Regions from separate parts of the Homo sapiens genome. Here region 2 is linked to region 1. A link is an interaction called in ENCODE POLR2A ChIA-PET data of the cell type or tissue named here. Cell type or tissue: PC-9. All regions are shown on one strand. Each heading gives the region's core, and the rest is flanking DNA. Links, peaks and the distances in the headings are about the cores only. Region 1 overlaps SPATS2 (spermatogenesis associated serine rich 2). Region 2 holds the start of FAM186B (family with sequence similarity 186 member B).

Evidence for each region. Peaks named below come from ENCODE experiments on the same cell type or tissue, not always from the same donor. Only the 100,000 strongest peaks of a DNase experiment are listed, where the experiment ranks them.
Region 2: POLR2A ChIA-PET joins it to region 1 with 14 read pairs; 4 of 35 experiments call an interaction of 5 or more read pairs at or near these places.

The regions. Positions count from the first base shown.
Region 1 is chr12:49,511,616-49,521,162 of GRCh38, forward strand. SPATS2 (spermatogenesis associated serine rich 2) reads left to right here. Exons shown (of 14, transcript NM_023071.4): 10 at 2,940-2,998; 11 at 7,458-7,567. Among named protein-coding and RNA genes, the nearest start is that of KCNH3, 23 kb to the right of the region's middle. RefSeq lists a silencer at 2,212-2,390. In PC-9, for the core only: CTCF peaks have their summits at 2,644 (motif pointing left) and 2,847; DNase peaks (open chromatin) are centred at 2,626 and 3,746.
Region 2 is chr12:49,602,220-49,611,766 of GRCh38, forward strand. FAM186B (family with sequence similarity 186 member B) reads right to left here and starts at 3,420. Exons shown (of 7, transcript NM_032130.3): 1 at 3,163-3,420; 2 at 2,094-2,319; 3 at 966-1,148. The coding sequence starts at 3,258. In PC-9, for the core only: a CTCF peak has its summit at 7,851; no DNase peak of the experiment used is centred there.

The DNA.
Region 1 (9,547 bases), core at 428-8,427:
GCCTTTCTGGCATCTAAAAACCATTACCTCACACCACAGGTACTTTTGAACCTCTTGGCCACACATACATACTGGAACCATTGTTTAGCTCAGAAACAGATGGAAAACTTTAGCTTAAGTTTCTGTGTTAAAAGTTGTGTTACAATAGATTATTGTTTTTAATTGTAAAAAATGCCTATGTTGTTATCCTTACACCTAACCTACTTTCCACTTTGAACTTGTCCCACCTTCTCCATTTATTTTGTGATGCCAACATTTCACTAACTTTTTATTATTAAAACTTTCAGATATATAGAAAAGTTGAAAGGATGGTATAATGACAGTGTATTTGCTGTGTGTGTGTATAATATTTTGGTGGAACCATTTGGAATTTGCAGATGTAGATGACATGTCACCCCTAAATGCTTTAGCATAAATAACCTAAAAATAGGTCATTCTTCTATACAACTATAATGCCATTATATAATTTACTTTTTTGATGTGCTTTTAATAAGAAATTTACTATTAAATTTTGACATTCATTTTTGTATTTTAAAGATGTAAAAATTTTAATGGAGAATTATAAGTGCTGATCAACCTTTTCTCTGAGAAATATATCAGCATCAGTTAACTAGTAGATTCTCTTGTTTAACCCTGGGCTGACATCATAGGACTTTTCACTAGATGTTATCAATAGATGGCAACATGACAAACAACAAACAAAAAGAAACAGAAGTTCTTACTGCTTTTCATTGTTTTTTGGCATGAAAACATAAGCTAATATATGTATTTTAATTTTAATTTTTGTGGGTACATGGTAGCTGGATATATTATAAGCTAGTTTTTTTTTAATGGAGGGGTTATATGGTTGTCCATGCACAGTCCTATGAATTTCTTGTGATCACCGAGTTAATCAAAAACAAAGTTTATTTAAATGAACACTAGTGATTCTCACAGGGAAAAAAAAATGCTATCAGAATGTACTAGCACAAATTTCCACAAAAAAGCCTGATTGTGTTGATGCAGACCTTGCTAAAAGTGTCATCTGACATTCTACTTCTCATAATAGATTGTAAGCTGCAAAAGGCTTACTTGTTTGCTGTAGTCTTTTAATAAATATTTTACAAGCTTTGTCAGAGAAAAAGGATTTGTCATCTGATGGACACAGCGTCTGCATCTTAAGGTGATTTGGCAACATAAGAGAGGTAATGTCAAACTGTAGGCCTGGCAGCTCCTGTCTCAGTTGTGCTTTTGTTTTGTCTTTTAGGTATTCCAATGCTGCTAGAGTTCTTGGAGCAAAATATTGCCAAGGTTTGGGAAATGCTTTCTTAGCAAAGTATTGCTACCCCACAATAATTGTATCTTCTCTCCAGTTTGATGCTTTTGGATTAATATGTCAACCAAATTTGTTTAGTTACAAGTCTGTTTATTAACATCATGCGTAACGATTATCAAACCTATGTTCTCTGGCACTTCCCTATAAAAGATTTGCTCCTTGAGGAAATGACCCTGCCTTAGACATTTTTGTATGTCTCACACTATAGTCTCCACATTAACTACTTTGTGCTAACATAACTATGTATTGAGCTAAATTGAATTAGAGCGAGAGAGAAAGAGTGTGTGTGTGTGTGTGTGTGTGTGTTTGAGTGTGATTACAACCAGAAACAAGAGTGGAACTTTTATTTACCCTGTAGTTATATTCCCCTTCAAAAGGAGAAATCAGAATGAACTCCAAATTTGAAGAAAGTTGGAACATTGCATGTTTGTGCAAGTATTAACATTCTAGATTTTTTTTTCTTTTTGCCACCACAAAGCAAAACCGATATGGTAAGGAAAATTATTTTCATCCAGAGGTTGAATACTAGGGTACTACTGTCTCCTTATACATTGAAGGCTGTGGGCTCTTTTATAACAACATGGAAAAGCTTTATGTGCCTATAAACCATTTATATTTGCAGTGGAAAAAATTCTAATTGCCTATTTAATGTTCTTTTTCTGTAAAAAGCCTACCAGAAATCTGTAATTCCATCCTTCCTAGTTACTATTATGTGTTTCTCAGAAACTAGCACACTATATGTCTATCTTTTGACTACTTTGCATTCTAAGTACTAAAATGTAAGTGGACTTGGTGCAACCATGGTCAGCTGTTGAAGACATACAAGTCCTAATCATGGATAAATTTACTATGCCCTAGTGGGGATATTGCTTGGTAAAAATTAATTAGATGCAAGGCCATCAAATTTTATAGACCAAAATATAAATATAAAAAGTATGAGTACAGGCCGGGCGCGGTGGCTCACACCTGTAATCCCAGCACTTTGGGAGGCCGAGGCGGGCGGATCACGAGGTCAGGAGATCGAGACCATTCTGGCTGACACGGTGAAACCCCATCTCTACTAAAAATACAAAAAAAATAGACGAGCGTGGTGGCGGGCGCCTGTAGTCCAAGCTACTCGGGAGGCTGAGGCAGGAGAATGGCGTGAACCCGGAAGGCGGAGCTTGCAGTGAGCCAAGATCGCGCCACTGCACTCCAGCCTAGGAGACAGCGAGACTCCGTCTCAAAAAAAAAAAAAAAAGTATGTGAGTACATACATGGTTAAGTAAGTAATTTCCACACGGACTTTTGCTTTAGCACAGCTTACTAAAAAATGTGTTTTGTAGCTTGCTACTGCCATCTGCTGGTTCTCAACTCTTAGACGTCTACAATTGGTGTACTGCTGCAATGTACCAATATTGCAATATAAAAGGGAATTGGGTCTATTTATTTTATTTATGGGAAAATCTTAAAATATTCTTTGTTGAGAGTAAGACATCAGAATTTGTATGTGATCCATACAATATTATTTTTTAGTATGCTTTTAGCAAACAAACTCACTGGTCTTTCTTTACTATTAATAATGTGCTAATTTTGTATTTGAGTTTCTGATCAAACTTTTTATTCCTTTGTCATCTTTTCCTAGTTTAATGGATCGAGAAGTGGCGTTGCTTGCTGAAATGGACAAAGTGAAAGCTGAAGCAAGTAAGATGATTGATCTTTAATTAAAGCTATTACCTTCATAAATAGTAGGTACCTACTTCCCAACCCTTATAACAAAAGTTCCATATAAATACCATAATAAGAGTTTATATATTTAAATAATCTTAAGCAGTTGCACTGTACTGGCATATGAATCCTTTCAGGTGAAATAACTTTAAAGAGCCTGTTTTAAAAATATTTCCAAATCTTAATATTTTGAATGCAGAGTTCAGTGTATAAGAGACTGCATCACGGTATCTGCCACCAGGTTTTTATTTTATTTTGTTTCTTCCTCTAGTGTTTAAGCAATTCCACTGGGATTTTTTCTACTTGGAAAAAAACCTTTAGCATAATCAGAGAAGACTTCATTAGGTTGCCTACGATTGTATGTGTATACTCCTATCATTACCTATCTCAGAACTTTCTTTGTTTTCTCAGTTTATAGAACAGTCTTCACTCAGTGTCTGTTATCAATGGGTAGGGGAAAAGTTAGAGAATTGAGGGTTCAAGATACCAGGTTTCTTGAAAGCTTACTAAAATAGATTCTGGAGGAATGAAGTCTAACTTTGGTGATTTGTGGGGTTTTGTACAGAAAAAACAGATACCTATTTTTTGATCATTTCTGTTAAGTGTTAGGTTAAACATACACAGCTACACGAAGACAAGGGAATACCAACTGCAACTTGTACAATGGCATTGATTTGAGGCATTTCGGTGGCAGGTTTTATCTTCCTGCATTGAACGCCAGATTAATTATTAGGAAAGTTGTTTATTTTAACCCACCCCCAAACTGGTAAGAATAGAAATGCTGGGCTAGGTCGAGATCATGACTCACAGTTAAATCACTTGTGTGTGTGGTCACGGGCCAGAGGATGCAGCTTTGAAGCACTGAAATGACTTCAGCTTTGGTCCATTTTAACTTGAAAATTTGAGAATGTAGCAGAGATGCCTTCCACTGTTTTTCAGAGGTGAGATTTCATTACATTGAGCAATATATTTTGAGTTTCTAAATTTGACATTTCAGTCCATTATTTTATCTGTATATTCTCTTTTTGAAAATGGAAATGCAGATAAACTAAAACCACTAAGAAGACATATTTCTTAGTTTTGAGAAGAAGGTCCTTTTAGGCCAGGCGTGGTGGCTCACGCATATAATCCCAGCACTTTGGGCGGATCACCTGAGCCCAGGAGTTTGAGACCAGCCTAGGCAACATAGTGAAACCTCGTCTCTACAAAAAATAAGAAATAAGGCTGGGCGCAGTGGCTCATGCCTGTAATTCCAGCACTTTGGGAGGCTGAGGCGGGCAGATCACGAGGTCAGGAGATCGAGGCCATCCTGGCCAACATGATAAAACCCCGTCTCTACTAAAAATACAAAAATTAGCTGGGCATGGTGGCACACGCCTGTAGTCCCAGCTACTCGGGAGGCTGAGGCAGGAGAATCACTTGAACCCAGGGGGCAGAGGTTGCAGTGAGCCGAGATTGCGCCACTGCACTCCAGCCTGGCAACAGAGCAAGACTCCATCTCAAAAAAAAAAAAAAAAAAAAAAAAAAAAATATATATATATATATATATATATATATATATATATATATATAAATCAGGCATGGGGTCATGTGCTACATGTAGTCCTAGTTAGTTGAGAGGCTGAGGTGGAAGGATCACTTGAGCCCAGGAGGTCGAGGCTGCAGTGAGCTGTGATTGCACCACTGTACTCCAGCCTGGGCGATAGAGCAAGACCCTGTCTTGAAATTAAAAAAAAAGAAGGTGCTTTTAAGAATATTAATACATCTTTTATATTAATAGAAAATTTTGGCCGGGTGCAGTGGGTCACGCCTGTAATCCCAGCACTCTGGGAGGCCGAGGCGGGCTGATCACGAGGTCAAGAGATCAAGACCATCCTGGCCAACATGGTGAAACCCTGTCTCTACTAAAAATACAAAAATTAGCTGGGCATGGTGGCATGCGCCTGTAGTCCCAGCTACTCGGGAGGCTGAGGCAGGAGAATCACTTGAACCCAGGGGGCAGAGGTTGCAGTGAGCCGAGATTGCGCCACTGCACTCCAGCCTAGCGACAGAGCAAGACTCCATCTCAAAACTAAAAAAAAAAAAAGAAAAGAAAAGAAAATTTCAGATAGCGAGGCTAATGTAACAAATTCCCATCACTCAGCTTCAACCAATTATCAATTTGTGGCCAATCTTATTTTATCAAATTCAGAGCTCAAAGTTTTACTTAACTTCATCAGTTTTATATCTTTAGCTCTTTTCTCCCTGAAAATCCTGGTTCTCAATGATATTACTCATTTACCAATGCTATCAAGAGTAATTACTCATTTACCAGTGCTATCAAGAGTTGCTTTTTGTTTTTTACATATTATAATTTTATTAAGTAACTGATAGGTTTGTAGTATTTCAATCTTTTCCAGTGTTGTATAATTAGGTCCTATGAGTTATCTGTTACGTGTAGAAAGCTTTTTATTCACCTCATTTTTGCCATTTTGAGAGCTATAATTTTGTCATAGAATCACTGAATGCTAGAGCTGAGAGAAACTGAAGTTGATACAAATGGCAAATAGGTTTTATCTTGGGACCTAAACCAATAGATCATTTGTAACTGTTGGGCTTTGGCGTTAAGAAACTTTTGTAGGCATGCTCCTGACTCCTGAGAAAGTGGGCCCTGATTGATTAGTGTGACTTGGGTCTAGGCAGCCCATGTGTGCATCTCTGTGGCAGTTGGGCTGAGTAAACTTGCTAAATACATCCAGCTCTCTGTAATACCTGGTGTAACTCTTTAAAACTTCTGTTTTTTTCTGACGTGAATTTGGCTAATTCCTCAGTGTGTTACAGGATTCTATGTATATCAGTTAGGGATTGAGTTTGACTACATGGAACAGAGTGGCCTAAATAAATGTGAGTGTCCTTTTTTCTCAGAAAATGAAAAGTACAGAGGTAAGCAACCCAGGGCTGGCAGGACATTTCCCAGATGACATTAGGGACCCAGGATCTTCTGTTCTTCTGCCCAGCCATTCTGAGAGTATGCTTATGGTCAAAAGACAACTCCCTAGGCTCCAGTCGAGAAGGAGTAAAACGTTACATGCTAAGACTCCCTTAAAACGCTTTCCTGTAAAGCCTGCCCTTTGAGTTCTGCTTATATCTCAATGGGGAAACTATATCACATGGCCGTTTCATCTGTAGCAAAGCCAGAAAATATAGATTTTTTTTTTACCCAATTATGTTGGTACCCAACAACATTGGATTTCTGATAGCCCTGAATGTTCCTGAATGTAGTTGGAAAGACTGTGTTCCATCAGCTAATGGTCTTTGCTACAGTCCTCCACTACCCAGTATCCCTCTTTTTTCCAAAATGAGAATATGTTCACCACCTCCTCAATAGCAATACCTCCAAAGTCTCATCTAGTTAGTTAATATTCAGCTGAAAGGCCAGGTCTTCAGAGTGATTTCAGATCTTCCAAGGATGGGGTCTCATAAATTAAAAGAAAGGCTAAATGCCCCCTTCTCCCATATTACATAGTTGGAGAAAGAAAAGGATAATTATAGTAAAAATTCCCACTTGGAAAAGCAATGATCAAATCTTGCTGGATGGGAAGGAATAGCAGAGTCCCTTCCCTGGTAGTAGAGAACATTCGTTGGGTGGTTTATCTGCTTCCTGGGAGGATTTCTTTGGTTTTGTTTCCACTGTAGCCCCTGTCTCTCTGGGAGATTTTTATTGTATGTTCTCTGCCATGACCATATCCAAGTTATATATCAGAAAGCATGCCAGAGAAGGTGGTTCTTAAAAGGGTGTAACAATCTAAATACCCATCACTAGGGAACTCGGTAAATAATTGTGGTATATCCACATACTGGGTGGCTGTTAAACAGAATGAAGGTGATCCAGATGTATTAATAGGGAATAAATTTAAAGATATATTAAGTAAAAATAGCTAAGGTAAAAGAAAGACCATGTGTATGATATACTTCCATTTGTGAGAAGGGAAAAAAGAGAGCTACATATGTATGCATGTTGTATGTACATACACAATATTTGGATGTGTACGTAAGAAATGGTGAACAGTCGTTTCCCCTGGAGAGGAGACCACAAAATCAGAAATAAGAGAGATGCTCTTTTCATTTTATACCCAACTTACTCTAGATGAATATTTTTTATTATGTGTACATATTTCCTTTTTAATTTATATGCATCTTGATAAAATTTTTTTGACTGGAAGGAGAAATAACAATGATTTATGAGTGTTTGTGATTTATAAAAAATATTTACCACTTAACTGCCTTCAGAGACCCAATGGAAGGTAGAGACCAGACTTTTGATATTTTCATTTTCTGGGTGGATAGGCAGCTAAGCCTTTGGCTGACCAAATACCTACTGCAAGGCTTATATTTCTAGTTCTTCTTTATCCTATTTAGCAGCAACATAAGGTTCACACTCACTTTTCCTCTACAGTGGAAATTTTGCTCAGCCGACAAAAGAAGGCTGAACTTCTAAAGAAGATGACTCATGTGGCTGTTCAAATGTCAGAGCAGCAATTGGTTGAGCTCAGAGCTGATATCAAGGTAAAACTTCTTTCTGCTTTCTGCCTTTCTTCTTATCCTCAGGGGCTAAAGTAAGAAATTTTCATAATTCATGGCCATATCTAATATATTAAACTCATGATCTTCCTTTCCCAAACCTGGCCCTCTTCCAAGTCCCTTTCTCTGTAAGTGGTATTATCATCTACCCAGTTGTCCCAGCTGGAAACCTTAGGAAATTTCTCCATTTCCCACCTTAAATCTGTCAGCACACTCCATCCATTTGACTAAATCTCAGATCTGACCTTATCTCTTCATCTCCACCACCACCATTATGATCAGGTTACCACCATCTCTTGCCTGGACTTCTGTAAGAGCCTCTTAACTGGTTCTGTTCATCCATTCTGTCTCTGCCCCACCCGCCCCACCCTCCATGTATGTTCCCCACACTACAGCAGTCTGCTTCAAACTTTCTGTTGCTTTTAGGATGAATACTATAATCCTTAATCCGGTCTGAAGGACTGTGCAGTCTTGCTCTGCCATTACCCTCAGTTCATACCATCCCCCCGGTCCTCTGCCCTCAAGCAGAGGCTGGAGGCTTCTACACTCCACAGACACACCTGCTTTTCCATCTGTCCAAATGCTCTTCTCCCTGCCTCCAACTACAGTTACCACTATTTTTTTTTTTTTTTTGAGACAAAGTCTCGCTCTGTCACCCAGGCTGGAGTGCAATGGCGTGCCATCTCGGTTCACTGCATCCTCCACCTCCTAGGTGCAAGCAATTCTCCTGCTCCAGCCTCCCGAGTAGCTGGGATTACAGGCGCCTGCCACCACGCCTGGCTAATTTTTTTTTTTTTTTGATTCGGAGTTTCGCTCTTGTTGCCCAGGCTGGAGTGCAATAGCGCAATCTCAGCTCACCGCAACCTCCGCCTCCCCGGTTCAAGCGCTTCTCCTGCCTCAGCCTCCCAAGTAGCTAGGATTATAGGCATGCGCCACCATGCCCAGCTAATTTTTTTATTTTTAGTAGAGATGGGGTTTCTCCATGTTGGTCAGGCTGGTCTCAAACTCTCAACCTCAGGTGATCTGCCTGCCTCAGCCTCCCAAAGTGCTAGGATTACGGGCATGAGCCACCACGCCCAGCGGCTAATTTTTATCCTTTTAGTAGAGATGGGGTTTCATGATGTTGGCCAGGCTGGTCTTGAACTCCTGACCTCAGGTGATCTACCCGCCTCGGCCTCTCAAAGTGCTGGGATTACAGGTGTGAGCCACCGCGCCCGGCCCAGTTACCACCCTTGACCTCCTCATCCTTCCTGACTTCCCCATCATATCTCCTCATTCTGTGGTTTCAGAGCGTAGTTATGACTTTATGTGCATTGGTTACTTTGTCTTCCCCACTAGATAGTGAACTTCACAGTGGCAGGCAGGAGCTCCTGTCTCTCCAAGTGCCTAGCACAGCACCTTGGCATGTACTTGGTCTTCTGTAAATAGTTGGTTGACCAATTCTGATTTTATAGAGAAAAATTATCTTTGAGATGTTTGTTATAATCTATTTATAACAATTACTTGGGTTCAACATTTATACCTTTTTAATTTTTTTTTTTTTTTGAGTCTCGCTCTGTCATCCAGGCTGGAGTGCAGTGGCGCTGTCGCCACTCACTGCAACCTTTACCTCCTGGGTTCAAGCGATTCTCGTGCCTCAGCCTCCCAAATAGCTGGAATTACAGGCATGTGTCACCACGCCCTGCTAATTTTTGTATTTTTAGTAGAGACAGGGTTTCACCATGTTGGCCAGGCTGGTCTCGAACCCCTGACCCCAAGTGATGCACTCATCTTGGCCTCCCAAAGTGCTGGGATTACAGGCATGAGCCACCACGCCTGGCCAAATTCTTATATAAAGAACAGTGTTTCTGAGACTAAGCATGTGAACCTGAGGGAAATTGGGATATTCACGGATGGTTGTGGTCATTGGCATTCTAAATAATTGCTTATAAACTGCAAGCTGTAACAAAGGGAGTTGGCCTTCTC
Region 2 (9,547 bases), core at 1,076-9,075, 91 kb after region 1:
GTCTTTACCATTCATAAGTTTATAATCTAGCGAGGGTCTAAGTATACAATAAGTGTATTTGAAGACATAGTACGGTACAGATTGCAGAAGAGATTGTTTCCTTATCCACTTTTCCCTGCCTTCTCCCTCCTGCTGACCTTACTTGATTGATAATGAGGCTGGCCATGAGGAACAATGGTAAATGCTGATGGTTAACTATTGTTAATTAAGCCCTGAGCATGTTCCAAGCATGGTGTCAGACACCTCACACTGTGTGGAAGCCTCCCCACAAACCTGGAGCTAGGCAGTATCCTCTTCTGTTTATATATGAGGAAACTGAGGCTCAGAGAGATGAAGTCCTTGCCCAAAGTGATACAACCAGAAATTGACAGAGATGCAATTCAAACTCTTGAGTGAGATTAAGAAGCCAGAAAACCTATGTGTGGGGCCACAGCCTTTCCTTGTGCTCCCTTCTCTTCTCTGAGCTTCAATGTTCTCATCTACAAAATGTATGAGTTCGATAATATCAGGTTCTCCTAATGTTGATGGGAGTAAAAAGCCAAGGTTCAGCTATTTGCTGATGGACCACCTCTGCAGCAGCCTCTAGCTGAGCCTCCCCAACCTTCCTAGCTCTGTTGCTGGGTTTGGAGTGAGAATAGGATGGCCCGCAGGTTCTAGCTGCTAACTCTAGCCCTCCTGGCCTCCCAGCTTTGTTCCTCAGAACCTACGTGAGGCCACAGCTCCAGTGAGCACACCAGAGACCTGTCTCCACATCACACCTCCCTTAGCGCTGAAGGACAGCTCAGAGCTGCTCAGTGCTTGGCCTGGGCTCAACCCTCAGCCCCTCACCACTGCCCATCCATCTCAAATCAAACTTCTGTGATGGAGGAGAATCAGAAAGACCCCAGGCCCAGCCTCTGACTTCCCCTGCCATGGCTCCACCCCGTCCCCACCTAGCTCCCTGGCCAGGTGCTCCTAGAACCTACCTTGTGACCTTTTCTTTTGTCCTTCAATGAGAGTGGAGCAAAGGGCAGTGAGTGACTCGATGCCTCTTTTGGTGGCAATGAGGGACAGCGGTAACACTTTCTCCGTCACTTCAATCCATTCGTCCAGAGCTGCTGCTTCCTCTTCACTCTTCCTGGGCCCAATCTCATAGGTCAGAGTGTCACCTGGAGAAGGGATGGGAGGTGCAGGCTGAGAGCAGTCTGTCCTCCAGGGGGACACAGACAGCCCTATAGCACAGGGGTTCCAGCAGCTGTGAAGTCACATTGATTTTACCTCTTACTAGCTATGTGATGTTGGGCAAGTCACTTATCCCCCTGAGCCTCAGTTTCCTTCCCTATAAAAGAACTGCGTGAAGATTAAATGAGATAATACATGTGGAACAGTTAACATGAGGCCTGCCATGTAGAAATTCACAATGGACATTAAATAGTATTGTCTGTACAGCAGGGAGGTATCTGACTTGTTACTGCTCTATGCCGATTGCCTAGTCCAACATCTGGACAACTGAATTAATTAAGCAGAATCAACAGCTCTGTCAGTCTTGAGGGCAGCTGAGGGACCACTGAACTAAGAGCTTCCAAGCATGGGGTAGTATGCAGGGGGCAGGGCACATACCAATACCATCTTCTTCCAACACTGGAGCATCCAGCACACAGCACACAGGTCCTGTGATGGGATGACTCTGAGCTGAGTGGGGGGTAGCACTTAGCTTTAGGGTTTAATGCAGCTGGCCCACACCCAAATGGCTGCACCAGTTGCTCACAGCTGGCATCAGGGCCCATGCAGTAAAGGTCATTCAGTGCTTTGAATATCACCCAGGGGTGCTCTATAAAATAGCTAATGTGGGTTTGAATTTAGTTTCTATCCTGCACAAAAATGAGATGTCATAATGGACCCGTGACTTAGGCTTCATCATATATTCAGCTAATGTCATGATCTGTGATGTTTGGACACTTCTGTGTCTGCCCCTCAGGAGCATGGAGGTGATGTGCTGTGACACGAGTGGTGGAATGCTTCACTGGAGAAGGGGATGTGTCCTGTGCTGTCCCTGTGCTCGCCACCCACACTCCCCTCCCAGAGGAGGCACGGTGCCCAGCCTGCAAACTCACCCCAGTCACCCAGCCAGCGGAGAATGTCATACAGGTGCTTCTCCTTCATCATAGCATCTTTGGAGAAGGAGGCAATTTTTTCCAGCAAGATGAATCTCTTCTTGCCCTTTGGATCTCTCTGCTGAGATTTGGCATTTTCTTTTAAATCATATCCTAATTCTTCCTGGAAGCGGTTGATGACACAATTGACATTGTCCAAAATGTCTGAGAGCTGGGTAGAAATATCCTATAGAGAAGCAGCAGATTGTAGTGTTAGGGCTGTGGACTTGAGCCAGAAGCCACATGCTAGCAGCGTGACCTTGGACAAGTCGCTTAGCCTCTTTGGGTCTCAGTTTTCTTATATTTAAAGTGGGAATCATTATAGTACCTATGTCACAGGGTTTCTGTAAGGATTAAATGAATTAAATATTTTAAAGTGCTTTTAATAGTACCTGGCACATTACACAAAAGTGGTAGCTTTTATTATCATTGTGATTATTAAGAAGGTCAAGAAAGTATAGAACACCAAAACCCCACAGCAAACATTTCTTTAGAATTTCAGAGGTTGCTGGGGGTTTCTGGATGTCTTTCCTCACAAGGATCCACAGGCAACAGAAGCTTGGAAAAGTGAGGCCCCAAGAAACTCTAGGATCAGAGGCTCAAGTAAAAAATGTACTAGAGCCTCGTGTACAGGGTGATTTGAGCCTTTGGACATTTCCCCAACCCCTATGAACTTCCTGGGCTCAGCTTGGGGGATTCTGGAGGGTTGCCAAGAACAGATTCTGGGTCCTTTCTCCTGCCCTCTAAAACCCACCACACCACCACGATGTGCCTCAGGGCTATCCTCGAGCTTCCTGCCCCCTTCCCGGGCCCCAGCCCTGCCTCAGGCGGGTGGTTGCTTTCAGCTCACCCTGTATATGCCAAGTTTAGGAGAGAGATAATTTATACTAATCTGTCTGCAGACCCAGGTTGCTGAATATCCCAGGGCCTCTGAGGACCCAGAGCTGGAATCTCACTCAAACCTGGGATCAGCCCCCAGTCTCCGCATCAGATCCCAATGTAAGAGTGATTCCTTCATCTCAGGGGCTACCTCTTGAGCCCGAGTTAGCTGGGCAGCCTCAATCCTCAGGATGATGGCTTTCACTGATGTGGGAGTCACCAACTGTGGGGGGTCATCCTTCTCCATTTTGGATCACTCTGTCAGTCACAAAACATCCTGTGTTTCTGGTCCACAGGCCTGGACACACAATGTTGCCTGCTTTGGAGGTTAAGGGCACCAGGGTGTCTCCTGGGTACCCTCTGCCCAGGCACAGCTCCTCTGGTAACTGCCAAACACCAGGTTCCAACTGATCCTCTTTTCCCCAGTGACATCATCAGTTTGATTAGAAGAATTAGGAGATGAGACTCCCCACTATCTAGCTTTTTGTCCATTACCTAACATATATTTACTTGACTTGTTGCCTTTTCTTTTTTTTTTTTTTTTTTTGAGACGGAGTCTCCCTCTGTAGCCCAGGCTGGAGTGCAGTGGTGTGATCTCGGTCACTGCAACCTCCACTTCCTGGGTTCAAGTGATTCTCCTGGCTCAGCCTCCTGAGTAGCTGGGATTACAGGTGCGTGCCACCACGCCTGGCTAATTTATTTTTTGTATTTTTAGTAAAGACGGGGTTTCACTGTGTTAGCGAGGATGGTCTCGATCTCCTGACCTCGTGATCCACCCACCTTAGCCTCCCAAAGTGCTGGGATTACAGGTGTGAGCCACCGTGCCCGGCCTACTTGTTGCTTTTTAAAAATTACTAAATGTTATGCTCCCAAACAAAACATTAATGTCTACAAATAAGAAAAAGCAATTAGCAAAAGTTATTTTCCTGAATAAAATATTTTAAATTTGTAAAAATTAGAGCCAATCAATAACCAAATGGAAGCCAGGCTCAGTGGCTCACGCCTGTAATCCCAACAATTTGGGAGGCTGAGGTGGGAGGATCACTTGAGCCCAGGAGTTTGAGACCAGCCTGGGCAACATGGTGAGAGCCTAGCTCTACAAAAAAATTTAAAAAATAGCCAGGCATGGTGGCGCATGCCTGGGATCCCAACTACTTGAGAGGTTGAGATGGGAGGATCACTTGAGCCCAGGAGGTCAAGGCTGCAGTGAGCCATGTTCACGCCACTACACCCCAGCCTAGGTGATAGATACCCTGACACACACACACACACACACACACACACACACACACACACAAACATACAGAGGGAGGAACATCCCATAATGCTAAAGATGTCAATTAATAAGGAGAACATAATTCTAAATGTGTATATACCTAATAACATTGCTTCAAAATACATGAAGTAAAAAGCTTCCAGAACTGAAAGGAGGAATAGGTAAATCCAAAATTATAGTTGGAGATTCCAGCACTTCTCTTGCAGGAGTTGATAGAAGTAGCAAAAAATAAAAAGTATAGAGGTTTTGAAAAATACTATCAACCAACTTGACTCCATTGACAGTCATAGAACACTTCACCCAACAACAGGACACATATTATTCCCTACGCATATGGAACAATGATCATATAAACCATAATTTGGGCCATAAAACAAGTATCAATTACCCTAAGAAGTCTAAAATAATACAAAATATGTTCTCTGACCACTATGGTATTAAACTATAAATCAATAATTGAGAGATCTTTGGAAAATTCCCAAATATTTTACAAATTAAGCAACATACTTCCATATAACCCTGAGTCAAAAAAGAAATCACAGGGAAAGTTATGAAATACTTTGAACCGAGCAAAAATAGAAACATATCACAATTTTGAGGATGCTGCCAAATCAGTGCTTAGAGGAAAAAACTAGAAAAGGAAGAACAAAAAAACCCAAAATAAGCAGAAGGAAGGAAATAATAAGAATAAGAATAGAGACCAATAGAAAACAAACAAAAATAGAAGAAAATCAATGCAACTAAAATCTGATGTTTTGAAAAGATTAATGCAATTGATAAAACTCTAGCCATATTTACCAGGAAGAAAAGAGAGAAGACAAGCTAACAATATGAAGAATAAGAGACTACAGACTCTACAGTGGGAATAATATGAGAGAGCAATATGAAAAACCTTTATGCCAATAAAGTTGGTAAATTAGATGAAATGGGCAAATTCTTTAACATACGTAACCTATCGATGCTCACTAAAGAAAAAAAAAGCTTTGAATATCCGTAAATCTACTAAAGAAATTGGATTCATAATATAAAAAACCTTTCCCTCAAAGAAAACTCCAGCCCCAGATAGTTTAATTGGTGAGTTCTGCCAAACATTTAAGAAAAAAAAGATACGGTTCTATAAAAACTCTTTCAAAAAATTGAATAGTAAAGAACACTTCTCAAATCATTTTATGAGGTTAGCATTATTTTTATTTTATTTTTTAATTTTTTCTGAGACAGAGTCTTACTCTGTTGCCCAGGCCAGAGTGCAGTGGCGTGATCTCGGCTCACTGCAACCTCCACCTCCTGGGTTCAAGTGATTCTCCCACCTCAGCCTCCCTAGCAGCTGAGACTACAGGTGCGTGCCACCACGCGCAGCTAATTTTTGTATTTTTAGTAGAGATGGGGTTTCACCATGTTGGTCAGGCTGCTCTCAAACTCCTGACCCCAGGTGATCCACCCACCTTGGCCTCCCAAAGTGCTGGGATTACAGGCATCAGCCACCGCACCCAGCTGAGGTTAGCATTATCTTGGTACCAAAACCAGAAAAACATGACAAGAAAAGAAAAAAAAGTACTACAGACTAATATTGCTCACAAATATAGACATAAAAGAAAATGAATTGATTGGGAGGCTGAAACAAGAGGATTGCTTGACTGCAGGAGCTGAAGTCCAGCCTGGGCAACTTAGCAAGACTTCATACCTTAAAAAAAAAAAAAAAGTTGGCCGGGTGCGGTGGCTCATGCCTGTAATCCCAGCACTTTGGGAGCCTGAGGCGGGTGGATCACTTGAGGTCAGGAGTTCAAGATGAGCCTGGCCAACATGGTGAAACCTTGTCTCTACTAAAAACATAAAAATTAGCTGGGTGTGGTGGTGTGCACCTGTAATCCCAGCTACTCTGGAAGCTGAGGCAGGAGAATTGCTTGAACCCAGGAGTCCTGGGTTGCAGTGAGCTGAGATCATATCACTGTACTCCAGCCTGAGTGACAGAGCAAGACTCCGTCTCCAAAAAAAAAAAAAAAACCAAAAACCTTTTTTTTCCCCAAGATGGCAGATTTGGGGCTGTTAGTGTGCCTCAGTCACTTGGAAATTGCAAGGTAGTGCATAAAGATCAACTCTGTGGGCTTTAATTCAAGAAAGAAAATGGGAATCCAACAGAATCATGAAGAACACCCTAGGTCTCAGGGAGGAAAACAAAGGCAAACAGCCCCCGTGATGGCATTTGGCTCATAAAAGTGAGTGAAGCCCCAGTACATGAGAGAGGCAGACAGGCTCTTTCCATCCAGTGGAAAGGGCACTTTGGGAAAGTGCCCTTTCCACTGGAGATACAAGCAACAGAGGCCAAGGGAGAGCACTTTGTTTCTCCCAAGTCCTGGAGGTAACTTGAGAAGATATTTGGAGACACTGAGAAGGAAAGACACTGGGAAAAGCTGTAGGCATTTCCCAGGCCCAGGATGCCACTTTTAATCCAGGCATACAAAGTTAGTCATTCTTTGGCGACACAGTAGCGTGGCCACACAGGCATTTTAGTCTTGGGCCAGAGATTGGAGTGCCTGCTCTCGAGGTGCATAGAGGTTTCTACAGCCAGAATTGTAGAAAGCACCTTGCAGTAGGTGCTGGCAATGTGCTCTTCCCTGTCACAGGACTGGGGTGGGAAAGGGACTGCTACAGCTGTGGTTTCTCCTAGGCAACAAGATGCAACCAGGGTCAGCTTGGTGACCTGTGGACTGGTCTGAGTGAGTTATTGCTTGGTATGCTAGACTGTTCTCCTGAGATCATGGTGCAGTGGGGCCCTCTCAGCTCAACACTCAGGGAGATCTCCAGGCATTTGGAGCACCCACTCACCCAGATCAGCAGCCTGAGCTGCCCTATCCTTCCTGTGCAGACACTCTAGTGAAGTGGGGCTCACTCTGCTCCACACCCAGGCAGATCTTCAGGAATTTGGAGCACCTGCTTGCCTGCATTTGCAGTCTGAGTTGGCACACCCTTCCTGTATAGAGACCATGGTGAAGAGGCACCCTATCCACCCCATGCCCAGACAGATCTCTAGGCAGTCGGAGCATCCGTTCACATGAATTAGCAGCCTGCCACCCCACCCTCCCTGTGTAGAGATTGTGGTGCAGCAGTGCCCTCTGCATTCCACACTCAGACACCTGGAGCATGCACTCTCCTGGATTAGGAGTTTAGGCCACCCTGGTTCCTTGTGCATAGAACTTGGGGCCAAGGAGGTTTCCCAACTCAACAACTAGCAACACCTCTGGGCACTGGGTGGCAGCCCACTGGATTCTCCCTTGGTGTTGGTGCTGTGCCTGCCATTGAGGGACCTGTAGACAGGCCTGCTCTGGTCCAGCCCCACTCATCTTACCTCCTGGGACTGAGCAGGGAGCTCAAGCCACTGTGCATTCCATGGATCAGCCCATTGCCTGAGGCAACAGAGAGCTTCTGCCAGTAAACAAGGATCAAGAATATACCCAGCCACGCTGGCCACAGCTGGCTCTTACTTATAAGTGCCATCTACTGGCCTGTACATCAAACCACACAACCCAATATAAAATCTGCTGATAGTATACAAGGCTATAGAAGCAAAGCCAAAAGACCCAATCTAATATTCTCTACAGTCATTACCCCCTAGGCAGGGGAGAGGGAAAGGGAAGGTGGAAAAAAAAAAAAAACCGATATTATAGGGAAAGAAATAAAAAGAAAAAAATTCTGTCCCCCCACACACAAATTAGAATTGCCAGCATCTCCAGATGAGAAAGAACCAAAGCAAGAATTCTGGCACCATGAAAAATCTGAATGTAGTGACACCACCAAAGGATCGCACTAGATGTCTAGTCCTTAACCAAAATTGAAACTCAGAAATGACAGATAAAGAATTCAAAGCATGGATTGCTAGGAAACTCAACAAGATCCAAGACAAGGTTGAACATCAACCTAAAGAAACTTCTAAAGCAATCCACAAAATGAAGGAATAGATAAACATCTTGAAAATAAATCAGTCAGAGCTTCTGGAATTGAAAAACAGGCTGGGCGTGGTGGCTCACGCCTGTAATCCCAGCACTTTGGGAGGCCGAGGCGGGCGGATCATGAGGTCAGGAGACTGAGACCATCCTGGCTAACATGGTGAAACCCCGTCTCTACTAAAAATACAAAAAACTAGCCGGACACGGTCGTGGGCGCCTGTAGTCCCAGCTACTCAGGAGGCTGAGGCAGGAGAGTGGCGTGAACGCGGGAGGCAGAGCTTGCAGTGAGCCAAGATTGCGCCACTGCACTCCAGCCTGGGCGACAGAGCAAGACTCCATCTCAAAAAAAAAAAAAAAAAGAAAAACTCACTTAAAGAATTTCAAAATACAATTGAAAGCTTTATCAATGACTGGACCATGAGAAGAAAGAATTTTGGAGCTTGAAGTTTGGTCTTTTGAACTAACCTAGTCAGACAAATATATAAAAAAGGTAATTTTTAAAAATGAACAAGGCCAGGCACAGTGGTTCATGCCTGTAATCCCAGCACTTGAGAGGCCAAGGCGGGCGAATCACTTGAGGCCAGGAGTTCGAGACCAGCCTGACCAACATGGTGAAACGTTGTCTCTACTAAAAAAAAAATTAGGCCAGGCACAGTGGTTTATGCCTGTAATCCTAGCACTTTGGGAGGCTGAGGCAGGTGGATCATCTGAAGTCAGGAGTTCAAGACCAGCCTGGCCAACATGGTGAAACCCCATCTCTACTAAAAATACAAAAATTAGACAGGCATGGTGGTGGGTGCCTGTAATCCCAGCTACTCAGGAGGCTGAGGCAGGAGAATTGCTTGAACCTGGGAGGCAGAGGTTGCAGTGAGCTGTGATCCCACCACTGCACTCCAGCCTGGACGACTGAGCAAGACTTCATTTCAAAATAAAAAAATACAAATACAAATACAAAAATTAGCCAGGCGTGGTGGCATGCACCTGTAGTCCCAGCTATTCAGGAGACTGGGGCATTAGAATTGCTTGAACCCAGGAGGCTGAGATTGCAGTGAATTGAGACTGCACTGCTGCACTTCAGCCTGGGCAACAGAGCAAGACTGTGTCTCAAAAAAATAAATAAATAAAAATGTAGGCCGGGCGCAGTGGCTCACACCTGTAATCCCAGCACTTTGGGAGGCCGAGGCGGGTGGATCACGAGGTCAGGGGATCGAGACCATCCTGGCTAACACAGTGAAACCCCGTCTCTACTAAAAATACAAGAATTAGCTGAGCACAGTGGCATGCACCTGTAGTCCCAGCTACTTGGGAGGCTGAGGCAG